Regions from separate parts of the Mus musculus genome. Here region 1 is linked to region 2. Evidence: chromatin loops called from intact Hi-C (ENCODE). Cell type or tissue: heart. All regions are shown on one strand. Links, peaks and the distances in the headings refer to the core of each region. The heading gives the core; the rest is flanking DNA.

Evidence for each region. A loop is a pair of places that touch in the nucleus more often than their neighbours do. Peaks named below come from ENCODE experiments on the same cell type or tissue, not always from the same donor. Only the 100,000 strongest peaks of a DNase experiment are listed, where the experiment ranks them.
Region 1: it touches region 2 in a loop (2.8-fold over the local background); 7 of 42 quality-filtered maps call a loop at or near these places.

What each region holds. Positions count from the first base shown.
Region 1 is chr17:4,971,608-4,979,063 of GRCm38, forward strand. No RefSeq gene overlaps it. Among named protein-coding and RNA genes, the nearest start is that of Gm41517, 7.2 kb to the left of the region's middle. In heart, for the core only: no CTCF peak of the experiment used is centred there; a DNase peak (open chromatin) is centred at 3,354.
Region 2 is chr17:4,781,700-4,789,155 of GRCm38, forward strand. No RefSeq gene overlaps it. Among named protein-coding and RNA genes, the nearest start is that of Gm34371, 9.3 kb to the right of the region's middle. In heart, for the core only: no CTCF peak of the experiment used is centred there; DNase peaks (open chromatin) are centred at 2,802 and 3,722.

The DNA of each region.
Region 1 (7,456 bases), core at 1,379-6,378, 190 kb after region 2:
GAAAGCAACATCAGCATGTTTGAGGGCCCAAGTGGCTTTACGATAAAATAAAGTTAATGTGTTTTTATAAACTAATTTGAAAAAGTCATAATTATATGCAGTACTTTCTCATTTCACTTGCCTCCTGCTGTAGCCATTGGTGATAGAACGGCGAAGGCAGAGAATGGAAGAAAACATGATTGTGCCCACCCCCCTTTCTTTTTAAAATCACACTTATTTGTGTTTTCTGGAGTGGTGGTACAAATGGGGGCCGAAGGACAACTCCTAGGTGTCAACTCTCTCCCACCATGTGGCTCCTGGCCTTGAGCTGAGCAGCCTCAGTCGCAAGAAGCATCTCACTGGCCCCAGCCCATACCCTGAAGCTTTCTCCTACCAGGATTCCAGTTCTAAAAGACTCCCCTAATTCTAAAGAGAAGAACATAGACCAGAAGGACTTCACCTCATTTCACGTCGGTTATACACTGAGAAAAGTGGAAATAGTCACACTGTCGAGCATGGCTTAGGCAGACTAAGAAAGTATCTGAAATACACTGATTTCTGCATTTTCTGCTATTGGACTCGATATGCAGAAAGGAAAACAAACCAGAAGGGCAGAAACTGAGTGCTTAATAGCTATTTTAATTTATCCCTCTTCTTTCCCTGTTTGATCAAATTCTCCTGCACACTCTTTTGCAGATTAAAGTTTATTTTCACAGGCAGTACCTCGGTTGAAGCTGCTTTTCAATCAGAGGAGGATGGATTAAACTGCCCTCCTCCTAATTGCTTCGTGAAGCCTTGCCTTCCCTGTATCTCACTAGAGTTTCTTAAGAAATGAGGCACTTATGTATCCCGAGGGCTTAAACAGCGCTTTCTGAGTTGGAGGGGAAAGGAGGGCGCCTGCTGCATTAATCATTGAGTCCCATCAATCAGGCCTCCAATCCAGCTCCCAATCCATGCAGGAGAGGAGTACCTGGGGAATGTCTCCCTCTTTGCAAGCTGTCATGGAGGCTTGCAAAAATAGATGTTTACATGCAAACAAAGTTATTTTAATGTAACATAATGCTTGGGCATACGGTGTATAATATCCTACAAAATATCATACCAGTTCCTTAGCCAGACTATTTGCTTCCTGCCTACTCCCAACTTTTCTGCTTATTGGCGGCAAGCATGAATGTTTTAAGGGACAATTTGGTTCCAGACCCATTTTCAAAGATGATAATAGGCTCGGTGACTAAGAGTACTTGCAGCTCTTCCAGAAGACCCAGGTTCAATTCCCAGCACCCACAATAAATCCAGTTTCCTGATTCCAGTTCCCAAAGGGTCTCCTGCCTTCTTACCAGGCATGCAAGTAGTGCACAGATGTACATACGTGCAAAACATAAGATAATTTTTAAAAATTGAAGAGAAAGGACATAAAGGGACAGCATGGTCTCTGTCGCATAACCAACATGTTCATTCATGGATAGTTCAATGAACAAATTGTGGTGCTTGGACACAATGAAACACTTATAGAATTATAAGAACAGCCGTGGGACTCTACAGTTATTAACACAAAAGATGCAGGGTGTTTTCAATAGCAGAAGCCGTTCGTGAAAGTGCTTTGTAATGTCGACTCCCATCTCCTGTTTAATCATCTACTCAAGTGTTTAATGGTGCCCGGTGGTGGTGGCGCACGCCTTTAATCCCAGCACCTGGGAGGCAGAGGCAGGCGGATTTCTGAGTTCGAGGCCAGCCTGGTCTACAAAGTGAGTTCCAGGACAGCCAGGGCTATACAGAGAAACCCTGTCTCAGAAAACAAAACAAAACAAACAAAAAACAAAACAAAAAAAAATCTTATGGTAATCTTTTTTTTTCTTTTTGTGTGTGTGTGTAAACCTAGGCATGTTTGCATGTGTGCACAGGCTTGTGTAGGTCCATTGCCTGTGTTTGTGAGACCCAGTGCTGATGGCAATCAGAAATCTTCCTTGATCACTTTCTACCCTGCATAGAGGCAAGGTCTCTTGCTCAACCTGAAGCTCCAGGTTCAGTTAGCCCTGTGCTAGCCCACTCACTCCAGGGATTCCTATCTCCAGATTCAACTTCAGCATGCTGGGATAGCAGATGGCCACCATGCCCACCCAGCTTTTATGTGGGTACTAGGGATTTGAACTCTGGTCGTCCCTCTTGCACAGCAAGCTCTTTACCCACTGAGCCATTTCTCTAGCCCTCCTGTCACCGTGAAGTGCCAATGTTAGTTTCCAAAATGATAGTCTTTCTAAAATATCTTTTTAGTATTTGAATTTCTGGCCACACTGCATTATGATATAAAATAGGCCGTGGGTGATGTGTAAAATGCCCAGCACTTCGGGGACTGGATGATTTATTTGAGTCTACCTGCCTCTGTTATTTTTGAGACAATGTTGGGTACATGCAAATTCAGGATTGTTATAATTTCTTAGCGGTTGTTATAATAATTATTATTAACATTACCATTAGTGTGTGTGTGCATATGTGTGCATGTGTGTGTGCATGTGCGTGTGCGCGTGTGTGTGTGTGTATGTGTATGTGTAGGGATGTCCGTGCAATAACGCTGCACAGAGGGCAGAGGACGGCTTATGGGAACTGGCTCTTTCCTTCTATTCATGGCTCTCAGAGACTGATTTCAGGTGCTCAAGATTATGCAGCCACTCTTTTTTCTTTCTTTCTTTCTTTCTTTTTAATTTAATGATGACCCTCTTAGGCTGAATGTTGGTGCCTAAAGTATATTAAACATAATTGATATGCCACCACCTTTACCAGCTTAGTATTTATCTGGCTTTTATTTCCCATAGTTCTTTCTCCTGCAGATGTGAAGGTTCATGAAATGGCTCTATCGCAGTTCAGGTGATCTCTATTTTGAAGCAGATGGGCTCGTTTGCATTTGTTACAACTGCTAATTTTGTATTTATTTCCAGCATCTTAGTTTATGTTTTCTATTTGCCTTTTTTTAATCTTTAAATTACACTCACTTTTGTATGTGTGCAGGTGCGTGTGCACATGTGTGTGGGGAGCCATAAGCATGGCTGGAACACAAGGAAGTCGCTCCGTTCCTTCCTCACCAGTGGGATGCAGCCGGACCCACTAATGATTATTTTCACGATCTTGTTTATCCTCTTTTGATCTCAGAGCTATCATTTGGAATCGGATCTTCCAACTCGCGTGGATCAGCCCAGGCTCCGGAGGAAGCAACAGCTTCAGAGGGGCTTTAGGTACTGGGTCCCAGTGTCCCAGCGACACTCTGCTTTCTGCGGACTCTGTGGAACATGAATGTTATCCCCAGGAGGAGAGTCCAGCCAATTTGTGGCTCCACTCCCAGCTCAAGAGCCATGTGACTTGGCTACATAGCTCCCTTGGCACACCCCGCTGCCAAGAACAGCCCTGGCAAGGTAGGTCTGAGTGAAACACGGGGTGTGGTTTAAAAAAAAAAAAAATGCAGTTGGCCTGACTGGCTTGCTGTGACGGTGACTTCAAAAGACTGGAGCGATCTGTGGACTCAGCGCCATCAGCAGTAATGAGTTGAGAAGCTAAAATAAACTTTTCTCAAACATAGCTGATACAACAACAACAACAACAACAACAACAATCTCCCCCCACCACCACCACCACCAAAAAAATAAAACAGTTTAACCATATTAGAAAAAAACTGTTTATTTAAAAGGCTGACCTGTCTTTCTAGCTTAGTTCTTCTATTTTAAAGCCGTGGTCATAGTAAGGGTGGTGGTTTCAAAGAGCATGTGCCTAAAAAGTGTAAGGAGTACCATGAACTACAGGGAGGCTTGTTAACTCTAATTAAAATAAAAAATAAAAATTAGGCCAGGCACAGTGGTACATGTCTTTAATCCTGGCACTGAAGAGGCAGAGGCAGGTGGATCTCTGTGTGTTCGAGACCAGTTTGGTCTTTTGTTTGTTTGTTTGTTTTTTCGAGACAGGGTTTCTCTGTGTAGTCCTGGCTGTCCTGGAACTCACTCTGTAGACCAGGCTGGCCTCGAACTTAGAAATCCGCCTGCCTCTGCCTCCCACCGTTTGGCACTTATAATGAGTTCTAGGAAAGTGAGGAGTACAGAGCGAGACCCTGACTCTTACTCTTAATTAATTAATTAATTAAAAATAAAGTTACATTATTGAGTTTTGTGAGATTTTATAACATTTAACTGTAATTGAAGTTAGTGTTTGTTATAGTGCCTATTTGTATGCTAAATGAGCCTAGCCTTTGTGCCTGACTTCTATTGGAGTGTGCCTGGATTATTACTTTAGGAAGCTACTGCTACTTTAGACTACACAACAGTTGTAGCCCTCTTTTTGTTCTGTTTCTTTTTGCTTGCTTGTCTGACAAACTTCTGTTACTTCTGTTTGCTTGTTTTGTCTCGACAGCCACCCCACCCCACCCCCGCCCGCTTGGCCGCCCAGCCCTAGATTCCAGGCCTTGGGTACCTGGGCTTTTCCTACAGTGGTGGGCTTCATGCAGGTCTTCACACTTCCAGAAGAAGCATTTAACTGACCGAGCCATCCCAGATCTTTGTGATTCTTCCCTTTTCTGTGTTCAGTTTTGGTTTTGAGGCAAAGTATCTCACTGTCCTGGAACTCTCTGTGTGAGCTAGGCTGGCCGGCCTGTGAGCTGAGGGGTCTGCCTGCCTCCTGCCTCCCTCTCTCCAGGGCTGATATTAAAACCCAGGATGCCACACCAAGCCTTTGCACGTGGGTCCTGAGGATACACAACTTGAATCCTTAGGTTTTCCAGGCATGGCTTTACTAACTGAGCCATCTCCCTGGCCTCAGAAAATAATATCTTTTTTAAATTATCAAAGTTATAAAGAATAATAAAGATCCAGACATGGCAAGGCACACCTGTAATCAGGGAGGTGCAGGCAAAAGTTCAGGGCCAAGGAAGAGAGAGGGAGGAGATCTCCATGAATCTGAGGCTATCGTGGTCCACAGAGTGAATTTCAGTCAGCCAGAGGTATAAGTAAAATCGAGTTTTTCTTCCCAACCGCTTAACTCCCAGAAATAAAGACTCGATAATTGTTTACTGATAAATGTGTATGCCATAAGCTTTGGCTTACTCTCCAACTAACTCTCAACTTATTATCCTCTAATTCTAAGCTAGATTCAGCTACATGGCTGGTTCCCTCTCCTTATCTTCTTACATCCATCTCCTTGGCAACCCCAAAAACCTCCCATGTTCGTCTATCCCAGAATTCTCTGTATCCCTGCTGGATGTTCCACCTCCTATTTCCTGCCTCAGCTCATTGGCTGTAAGCTTTATTTATTGGCAGGTGATGCTTGTAAGAGAGCCTCTCTACAATCCTTCACTACGTGGCATGTTTGAGACCAGCCTTTGGGCTGATCCTACATAAGATCCTATCTTAAAAGAGAGGTGGTGGGGGAGAGGGAGGGGAAGAAAAATGGACAAAAGAACAACAGAAGAGCCCGAAGCACATTATTTCTGCACCAGCATCCTCACATCACATGGAAGAAGATGGTGAAGCTTGTGAATCATTACTTTTAACTCCCAGTCTTCACATCATCCTGTATCCACCATCGCTGGTTATTGTGGCTTTGACTCTACGGAGGTCTCACACAGCAGCCTTGCTATGTGTGGTGTTAGCTGATGCATCATTTCGTAGATGCTGTGTATGTTTTCTGCTTGCTGCTGCTGCCACCCAGATTGCAATCCTGAGTTTCCCTTATGTTGTTGGGCATGGCTATAATTTATTCATACTCGTTGCTAAATAGTATTCCACCACCTGTCTTTTACTGTTCTGTCAGTGGACATTGATCAGCTTCTAGCTCTTTCCCGGGAGCTATAGTGCTGCTCTGAGCATTTCTGCTGAGTGCCTTTTGGAACAGGCTGTCTTCTCTAGAGTTTAAATCTAAGAGTGAAATTGCTAGGCCATCATATTCACGAAGCAAAATTGTCCTCCAAAAAGATTGAGCTAACCAACAGGGTATGAGGGATGGTCTTGCTCTGCACAAAGTATTTGGCAAGTTCTGAGAATTCATTGTAGGATTTCACACACCTATGGGGCCGTTTGTGTTTCCATGAAACACCTCTTTTTGAAAAGAGTGACTTGTCTTCATCTTATTGATATGTAATAACTCTTTATATGTGCAGGATACAAATACCTTGGCAACTGATTTGCTTGGTTTGTGACATTGGAGATTGAATATAGGGTGCATTCTGGGTGAATGGCTTCCTACAAACTATGTCCCCAGCCCTCTTTTTACTTATTGTTTTGACACAGTCTCAGGTTGGCTGTGAACACACTTTGTAATTCAGTGGATTAGTTAGGGTTCTCTAGAGGAACAGAACTGACAGAATAAACTATACAAATCAGAATTCTTTGTTGACTGTGGTCCAGCTAATCCAACAATCTATGTAAGCCCTATCAATGGAAGCTCCAAGAATCCAGTAGTGTTCAGCCCATGAGGCTGGATGTCTCAATTGGTCTTCAATATTCATCAGAATGCCGAAGAAGTAGGCTCTAATGCAAGTGAAGGGATGGACTTGCCAGCCTGAGTGAGGGCAAGCAAGCAAAGGGCAAGCTTCCTTCTTCCACATTCTCTGAATAAGCTGCCAGAGGAAGGTGTGGCCCACCTTAAAGGTGCATCTTCCCACCTCAAAAGCTTCCTCTTCCTATCTCAGAAGAATTTGGATTAAAAGCAGGTCTTCCCACTTCAAATGGTTTCATTAAGAGAAGAAAACCCCTTACAGGTGTGTCCAGCATTTAGGTCTTAGTTAATTCTCGATGTAGTCAAGTTGATAACCAGAAAATAGCTATCACCTTCAGGTAGGTCCCTTCAACTTGTGTTTTCCTGATCCAGCTCTAAAGTGGCTGAATCTCTGCTCCTAGGCTCTTGTTATCCACATCTTGTTTTATTTTCCTATGTCTGTGTGTGTGTGTGTGTGTGTGAATGTGTAGACCATAGATTGACCTTAGAATACCTTGCTCAATAGCTTCTCCACCTTACTTTCTGGAAATTGGCTTCCAGTGAACCTGACATTTGCTGTTTGTGCTAGACTAACTGGCTAATAGTCTGATCCCCCAGGACCTGCCTATCTCTGCCTCCTGGTATCGGACTTCTCAATTCTGGTCATGATCTCCAGCTTTTATGGGGGTGCTGGGGGTCCAGACCCAGGTCTTATGCTCGCATAGCAATCACCTTACACACTGGGCCAGCTCTTCTGCTCCCAGCTTTTCAAAGGAAGCAGATCTCTGCTTCCATGCTGGGTCTAGCCACCCTTTTCCCATTGTGTCTCCTGGAAAGTAAAGGTTGTTGTCTTAGTGCAGTCTAATTTGTAAAGTTTTCCTCTGTAGATTTCACTTTTTATTTATTGTTGGAGAAATGTTACACATCTCTCATGTCAGACTCCTGTTTCCCAAACTGACTATAAAATCATTTTAAACGGTTCAACAGGTACATGTGTTTGCTACCAAGTCTTATGGCTTGAGTTTTATCC
Region 2 (7,456 bases), core at 824-5,823:
ACTCCTGGCCCTTCCACCCACATCAGTGCATCTCCGCACTCCCCACAGGTGCCTGAAATGCCTGCTCTCCTTTAAGCCTCTTTCTCTTGGCCCTAATCCTGACTCCTTGTCCCTTGCTTACTCAAGCTCATGGAGACCTGCTGTCCCCTCACAGAGGCTGGGCCTTGGCTCCGTGACTGTGATCAAAGACAGCAATCAGGATCATCTGGGGCTCTTTGGCCTCTGATATGAGAAAGGCATGTCCCAGATTTGAGGGATGCCCTCAGCTAAGTCCCACAGTGAAGCCCTAAGGCCTGTGACTGCAGATGACATAGAGGGAGCTGGGACATGAGATAAAAACAGTCATCTGTCCCTGGGAAGCCCTGAGATTTTTTTGTTCTCCCTCCTGTTTGTTACACAGTGTTGCTGTGTATGACTGCTAACTATCTCATGAGGTTGCTTGCTACTTGTAGAGCAAAATCCAAGCTCCATACGCTGATACCCAAGCCTACTTTCAGCACCTTACATAGCCTTGCCTCACCACGTGAGGAATCTGCTCAGCTCTTCAGCCACGGGCTTCTGTTAAGTCAGTGACCACGTTAGACTTCAGCAGAAGAGCAGCTCCGATAAGCAAAGAACCCCTGACCCCTTAGCCAACCTGGCACCCGCCTGTTCTCTGCAGAGTACACTGGGGTTGTAGCTTGCAATTTGCTTGGACATTTGATTGCTATCCCTGCCGTCCTTATAATGTTTGTCATACTTGGGGGGGTTGGTGGTGGTGGTGGTGGTGGTGTGGGGTTTTTGTTTCTGTTTGGTTTTTGATTTTTTGGTTTTGTGGGTTTGTTTTGTTTTGATTTGGGTTTGTTTTTTAGATTTGGTTTGGTTTGCTTGCTTATTTAATGCCTATTCCCCCAGGCTAACAATGCACTCTCAAAGTCTCAAAGAATACTTGGTAATCCTTGGGTCCAAGAGCTAGCACGTGTACTGACTCATAGTAGGTCTTCAGTACACTTTGTGAACCAAAGGGGAAAGACTAAACACCTTGAAAGAGGGGTATGAAAACAGAGTAACTGTTAATTGTTCAACTGGTAATGTGCCGGGCCCCCTGATGAGATGCTTGCATTTAACAGAAGACAGTAACCAGGTTACAGTTGACTGGATACCTCTCTTCTATATCAGGCCACCTCTGTCTCTGGAGAGAGGTGAAACCATTCCATATTCCCGTGGTAGGTGGTCTGGGCGCAGAGGGCATGGGACATTTGGGAACATCTGGAGGCTTGCTGGGACCAGGGAGCATTAGAATGACTAAGTGGACTTCTGCCCATTCCAAAGGGTTCTCCACCTGGAAGAGTCTTGACCTTCTGATTTGCAAAGCATTTTCCTTGAAGGGGCAAGAAATGAAGAGAAGATATAAGCCCCAAGTAAAGGCCTGAAAGGGTCAGAGGCCATCTGTCTCCCCACGTTCTTTAGCTATGCCCCCCACCCAGTTGCTCCCTCTCACTGGCAATGTCCATTCTTCACTTTGCCACCTCTTCCATCCCAGCAACCGCCATCCCAGACACCACAGCCCAGCGTATCCTTTTTAAATGCCGCATGTCAGCTTCGTTCAGTAAGTAGGGGAGCACAGAGAGGAAATGGGACCCTCGTTTCCATTCGGGTCACAATTAAGTTCATTCAGCCTGCAGAATGAGATTACAGCATGGCACAAGTTTGTAGGGGAGAAGGGGGCTTCTCACAGAAACACTGAAATCTCCCAAGCTCGTCCTCAGAGCAGCTCTTGGTACTCTCAAGACTTGAGCCCTACAGTCCCCCCTCCAGGCCCATATTCTTAACCCCAGCCCCTTCCAAGACACAGATGGCACCAAGGCTGCATCGGTGTGAAGGAGGGATGGTCTGCTTTAGGCCTTAAACTGAAAGGATTACAACTTGAACTGGAATTTCATTGCCAACAAGATCATTTTTTCAGACTACCATGACAGCTCAGCCATGTGCCTTAATACAGCAGCAAGTTCAGTACCCCTAGAACCCACAAAAGAGCTAGGCACAGTGGCAGTGTATAACCTCAACCCTGGGGAGGTAGAGAGAAGAGGCTACCTGGGGCTTAGTAGGCAGCCAGGCTAGCCGACTCCCTGAGTTCCAGACCAGTGAGAGATTTCATCTCAGAAACAAAGTGGATGGCACCTGAGGAATTAGACCCAACATTGTTGTCTGGCCTCTACACACACACACACACACACACATACACACACACACACACACCTCCTTTTCCAGGGGTCCAAACAGGAAAAAAAAGGATAGCCTGTAAGAGGCCAGTGTTGGTTAGTGAAGATGAAATGGGTCAAAGGTCAAGGAAACAGAAGATTTGGATGAAAATTAGGTCCAACAGGAGCATCATGGCAGGGAGGGTACCACTAAGCAGGTTTGCAGCCTGCACTACCAAGGCAGCATGCGTCTTCAACTGTCTTCTCTTCCCCTTGGCAGTTGGGCCATTTCATTTTACTGATGTCACAGGCTAAGTTGTGTCTCCACCCCTATCCTATTAGCCTGCCCCATGCTCTTGTTGGAAGTCCCAATCACTGATACCTTGGAATGTGAGCCCTTAAAAAGAGAGGGCCTTTAGAAGAAAATTAAGACGAGGCCCCCAGGGTGGGCTCTAATCCTGTACATGTGGCCAAAGCTGTTATAAGAAAAGGTTGTAACACAGACACACAGAAAAGAGGCCACGTGAGGACACAGTCTATCTACAAGCAAAGGACTAAAAGCAACCCTGCCAACACTTTGACCTCAGCCTGCCAGACTCCAGAATGCTGTGAAATTCCTGTGAAGGTGCCAAGTGTTTGTAGCTGCCTGATTGGCCCCTATAGTATACAGCAATTTCTGTTCCCTCCCATCCATGAAGACTCAGAATGAGTGACGAGAAAGGACATCCCTGATGTTGTCCGGGCGACTGTCCACCCATCAGGACAGTACCACTGGGATGGTATAGTAGTTGGGCACATACAGCATACAGAGAGCCCCAAAGAGAAACAGTGATTGAAATGATTGGCTGGGCATAGCTCAGTGGATAGAGTGCTTGCCTAGCCTGTAGAATGCCCTGTGTTCTATCCCTGGCACTCTATAAACCAGGCATGGAGGTATGCCCTGGTAATCTCAGGCCTCAAGGAGGAAAGAGGACAGCAAGATCTTCCTCAGCTGCACAGTGAGTTCATGGCTAGCCTGGAACATTAAAAAAAAATGAGACCCTGTTCTTAAAAAAAGAAAAAGAGAAGGAAAAAGAAGAGGAAGAGGAGGAAGAGGAGAAAGAGGAGAAGGAGAGAGAGGAGGAGAAGTAGGAGGAAGAAGAGAAAGAGGAAGAGGGGGAAGAGGAGGAGGAAGAAAAAGAAGAGAAAGAAAATCATTTTATTTTCACAAAGTTATTCTTACAGTGTTTGCTGCAAAATTACATTTTTTAATTTTTATTATATATATATATATATATATATATATATATATATATAAGCTTTTAAGCTCTACAGCCTCTTAGATAAACAAGCCAACACTTACGAAATATAAATAGGGAAGATCCAACAACTAAAAATAAGCTCTCTCCTCTTAGCACAGCCCTAGGGCCCTGTGGATCCTCTTGCAAGGCTGGCCTCAGCTGCCACCTGCTTCTGTCCCCAGGGTGCTGGGCTCGCAGGCAAGGTGTCATGTATCCCCACCCTGACTCTGAGCTAGCTCTCCTGGCACCCAGGGCCTGCCTCCTGATCCTGCAGAGAACTCCAACTCACAGAGCAAGGGGGTGGCGGGCATACACTAGGGTCCTGCCTCTCCACAAGAGCTGTGCACAGCAAGTTACATGACACACACCACTCTAATCAGAAGCAAACCAGAATACAAGCCAGCAGGGAGAGCACCTTCCAGAACTCCATGCCTCTCTATGAGGCTGCATAAGCTGCGGGCAAGCAGGAGATTCCATGAAGGAAGTGTCTAAGAAAAGTGGCTTGCGTGCCCAGCACTGAGTCATCCTGCAAGTATGCTGGGCTGTCCTAGAGATGCCTGTTCTCCCTGCCCTGCTCTCTGCTCTCCTTGACACACACACACACACACACACACACACACACACACACACCTGTCCTCTTTACCCACCCTCCTCGCCCCGCCCTTCTCACCCCTCCCTCCTTGCCCCGCCCTCCTTCAGCTGTGGGTATTTATGTATAATCAGAGAAATCTCTTTCCTTAAACCACAGAGTCTGATAGCCACTGTGTCTAGCACTTTCCATCCCGACAGCACGCCCCATCTCACCTCAACACCTCTCGATCCTCGTGCATCTCTGGACATTCAGCACACAGAATGGGGTTCCCAGACGCCCCGAGAAGGGACCGGGAGAGCATGGCTGGATTTCACCCTCATTCAAAGCCATCTCAGCCCTTTAAATGTATATTTCTCACTTGATCCCACTTCTTCACACTTGTGTTAGGATATGATTTAACATGAAATGTGAAATACTTGCTTGGTGACACTCGGGTTCGGTCTGCACACTGATTGCATGGTGCTATTCCCCACAGAGAGCTGGAACTTCAAGACTGGAGCGAAGGAGAAGTGCCTTGCTCCCCGGGGAGCTCAGGCTGCATAAAACCTACTCAGGAGGAGAAAGTGGGGTACACAGCAGGCAAGCAGCCAGAGTCAACTGCCTCCCCACCCCCAGGAGCCCTGTGCTCCTGACTCTTGCGATCCCACAGAAAGCACTGAGGAGCTTAGGCAGGAGACCAAGCTTTCCCACTCTCTTCTGCAGGGGACAGGGTGTCATGTACTCTTTCCCAGACATCTCTTGGATTTGGGGGGGGAACTTTGGGGGCTTGTTGTTGTTGTTGTTGTTTGTTTGTTTGTTTGTTTTTTCTGTCAGGCAGCTGTCACTTGGCTGGGAAGATGGCTCAAAAGATAAGGTGCTTGGTATGCAAACATGAGGACTTAAGTTCAAATCCCCAGAATCCATGAAAAGCCAAGTGTGGAAGTGCTTGTGTGTTATCCCAATGTTACTGTGGGGAGACAGAAGGAAGAGGTGGGAGGAATCCTGCAACAACAGAGAAGAAGATGAGGACCACACCTGGGATTATCCAGACTGTCCTCTGACACCCACACACATGCTAAAGTAAGTGCCTGTGCATGAGCACACACACACACACACAAACACACATGCACATACAAACACACACACATATAAACACATGTACATACAACCACACATGCACATACAAGCACATACAAACACACATGCACATGCAAGCACATACAAACACACATACAAACACACACACACATACAAACACACACATGAACACACACACACATGCACACATACAGACAGACATACATATAAACATATACGCATACACACAATTGAGGCCCAGAAATGATGCACCTACCTAACATTTGCCAAGTCTTGGATTTGATATGTAGCACTGAAGATACATGCCTTTGAGTTAAATTGATACTGGCCTTAATACATTCTCCGGAACCTACCATTTTCTGTAGTACCTTGAAAAATTCATTTTGAATCTTTCTGTGGGTATGTGTGTGTGGAGTGTGTGTGATATGCAGATATGCATGTTAGTGCATACAGGTTCATGTGTGTGGGTGTGCATGTAGATATTTAGAGGCTAGAGGACACCACCAAGAATCTTCTCCAGTCACTCCCCACCTTTCTTATTATTATGAGACAGGGTCTCTCACTGCACCAACTCAGCCAGACTCTTTGATGAGCAAGCCCCCAAGGGATCTCTTGTCTCTACCTCCCCATGATGAAGTCACAGGCACAGCTGGCTACTTTCATATGGGCAAATCCAAGCTCAGGTCTTCGTGCTGTGTGGCAAGTGCTCTTCCAGCTATGCCCTCCCCACCATCCCCATTCTAAACCTTCAGCACATTTAATTTCCCCCTGAAATGGGCAGCTATAGCCCTTACCTTGTAGGGTTTGATAAGAATTGATCAGGGAACCATCCCAACAAAGATGATGGCAGAAAAGCAGAGACTAACCAACAGATGTAGCCAGAATATCTTTATCGTTATTTCCATAGAAAGTTCTCGTAATAATGAAATATGCTAATGAGTGGTGCCTTGGCTATTGTAAAACTTGAAAAGTCAACTGATGTGATATCCATTGCACAGGTAGAGAGACGAAGATCATAGAAGGGTTGTTGGCCTGTGCATAACAAATCAATGTAGAAAATGAAGTTCCCAGATTGGTCGTTCCTTATATGCCAGGCCCAGCTGTGACCTGTTGTTGACGCCCTGGGGGACATGCAAAAACTACACGATGGTAATCATGTCCGAGTCATAGATGAGTCCCCACTCCCGTTCTGCTGGCTACATCAAGGATCATGCATGCTGACCTGATATAGATCGCCTCACTTTTGGATTAATTTGTATCCAAATTCACTGGTGTTGCAAAACCAAGAGAAGCCTGATACATATGTTACTTTTGTGACCAGGGTTATCCATTCAGTCCTCCATGTGAACCTTGCCAGGGAACCCTATGCCTACGCTAGACCTGAGATTCCCATTTGTTTATTCCAGGAGCTAAAGCCATTAGGGAATCATGAGTTATTAGTCATGGAAGAAGGAATGGAAAAGGGCATTTGTGAACAGGAAGAGTTAATGCCTCTTCAGTTGCTTATGATATTCAGTAGTAATGTGGCCTACATCTACCTACTTAGTAGCGATAGCATAGTATAATATATAGAAAATAGCCAGTTATGTCTGTGACTCCATCATGGGAAGGTAGAAACAAAGTATAGTATAGTATACATACTTCCAGGCTACGTTGTTTATGTTTGGCTTTTGTTTGTTTTTGTTGCTTGCTTCTTTTTCTTTGGCGGGACAGTTACAAGGGCAGAGCGTGGATCTGAAGGGAGATGAGAGGGATTGGGGTGCATGATGTGAAACTCATAAACAGCCAATTAAAAAGTTAAAAGAAATAACAAGGCAAATCAATCAGTAAAAGACAAGAATGGGGGAAGCAAAGAAATCAAGATGTTAAATCATGCAACATGGGAATGGAAGTAACTATGATTAGTATGTTCAAGGAAACTAATGAGAATATAGACAATTTCAGCTGAGAACACAAAACTATAAAAGGAATAAAGAATTTTCCACAGAAAAGTAATTAAAAGTCAAGATTTGGTAGGTGGATTTAATGGTGGATTCAAGAGGTCAAAGACAGATTTAGCAAACTGGAAAATAGATGATAAAGAAAATATCCAGAAAAAGCAAAGACAAGAGATCTAAAAGCATAAAGGGATAAAAGTTTGAGATAAAACACAAAGGGGAGCAGACAGCAAGAAAAGGCCCAGGGTTTGTCACTGGAGGGAAAGACTGAGGTGCTCAGGTAAGTTTGCAGCATGAGGACTTAGCCAGGCTGGACCACTTTGGCTAGTTTTAGCCCATGTCTAAATTTGGACTGTTGTGTGTTGCAAGAGACATTTGGTGCCAGATTCG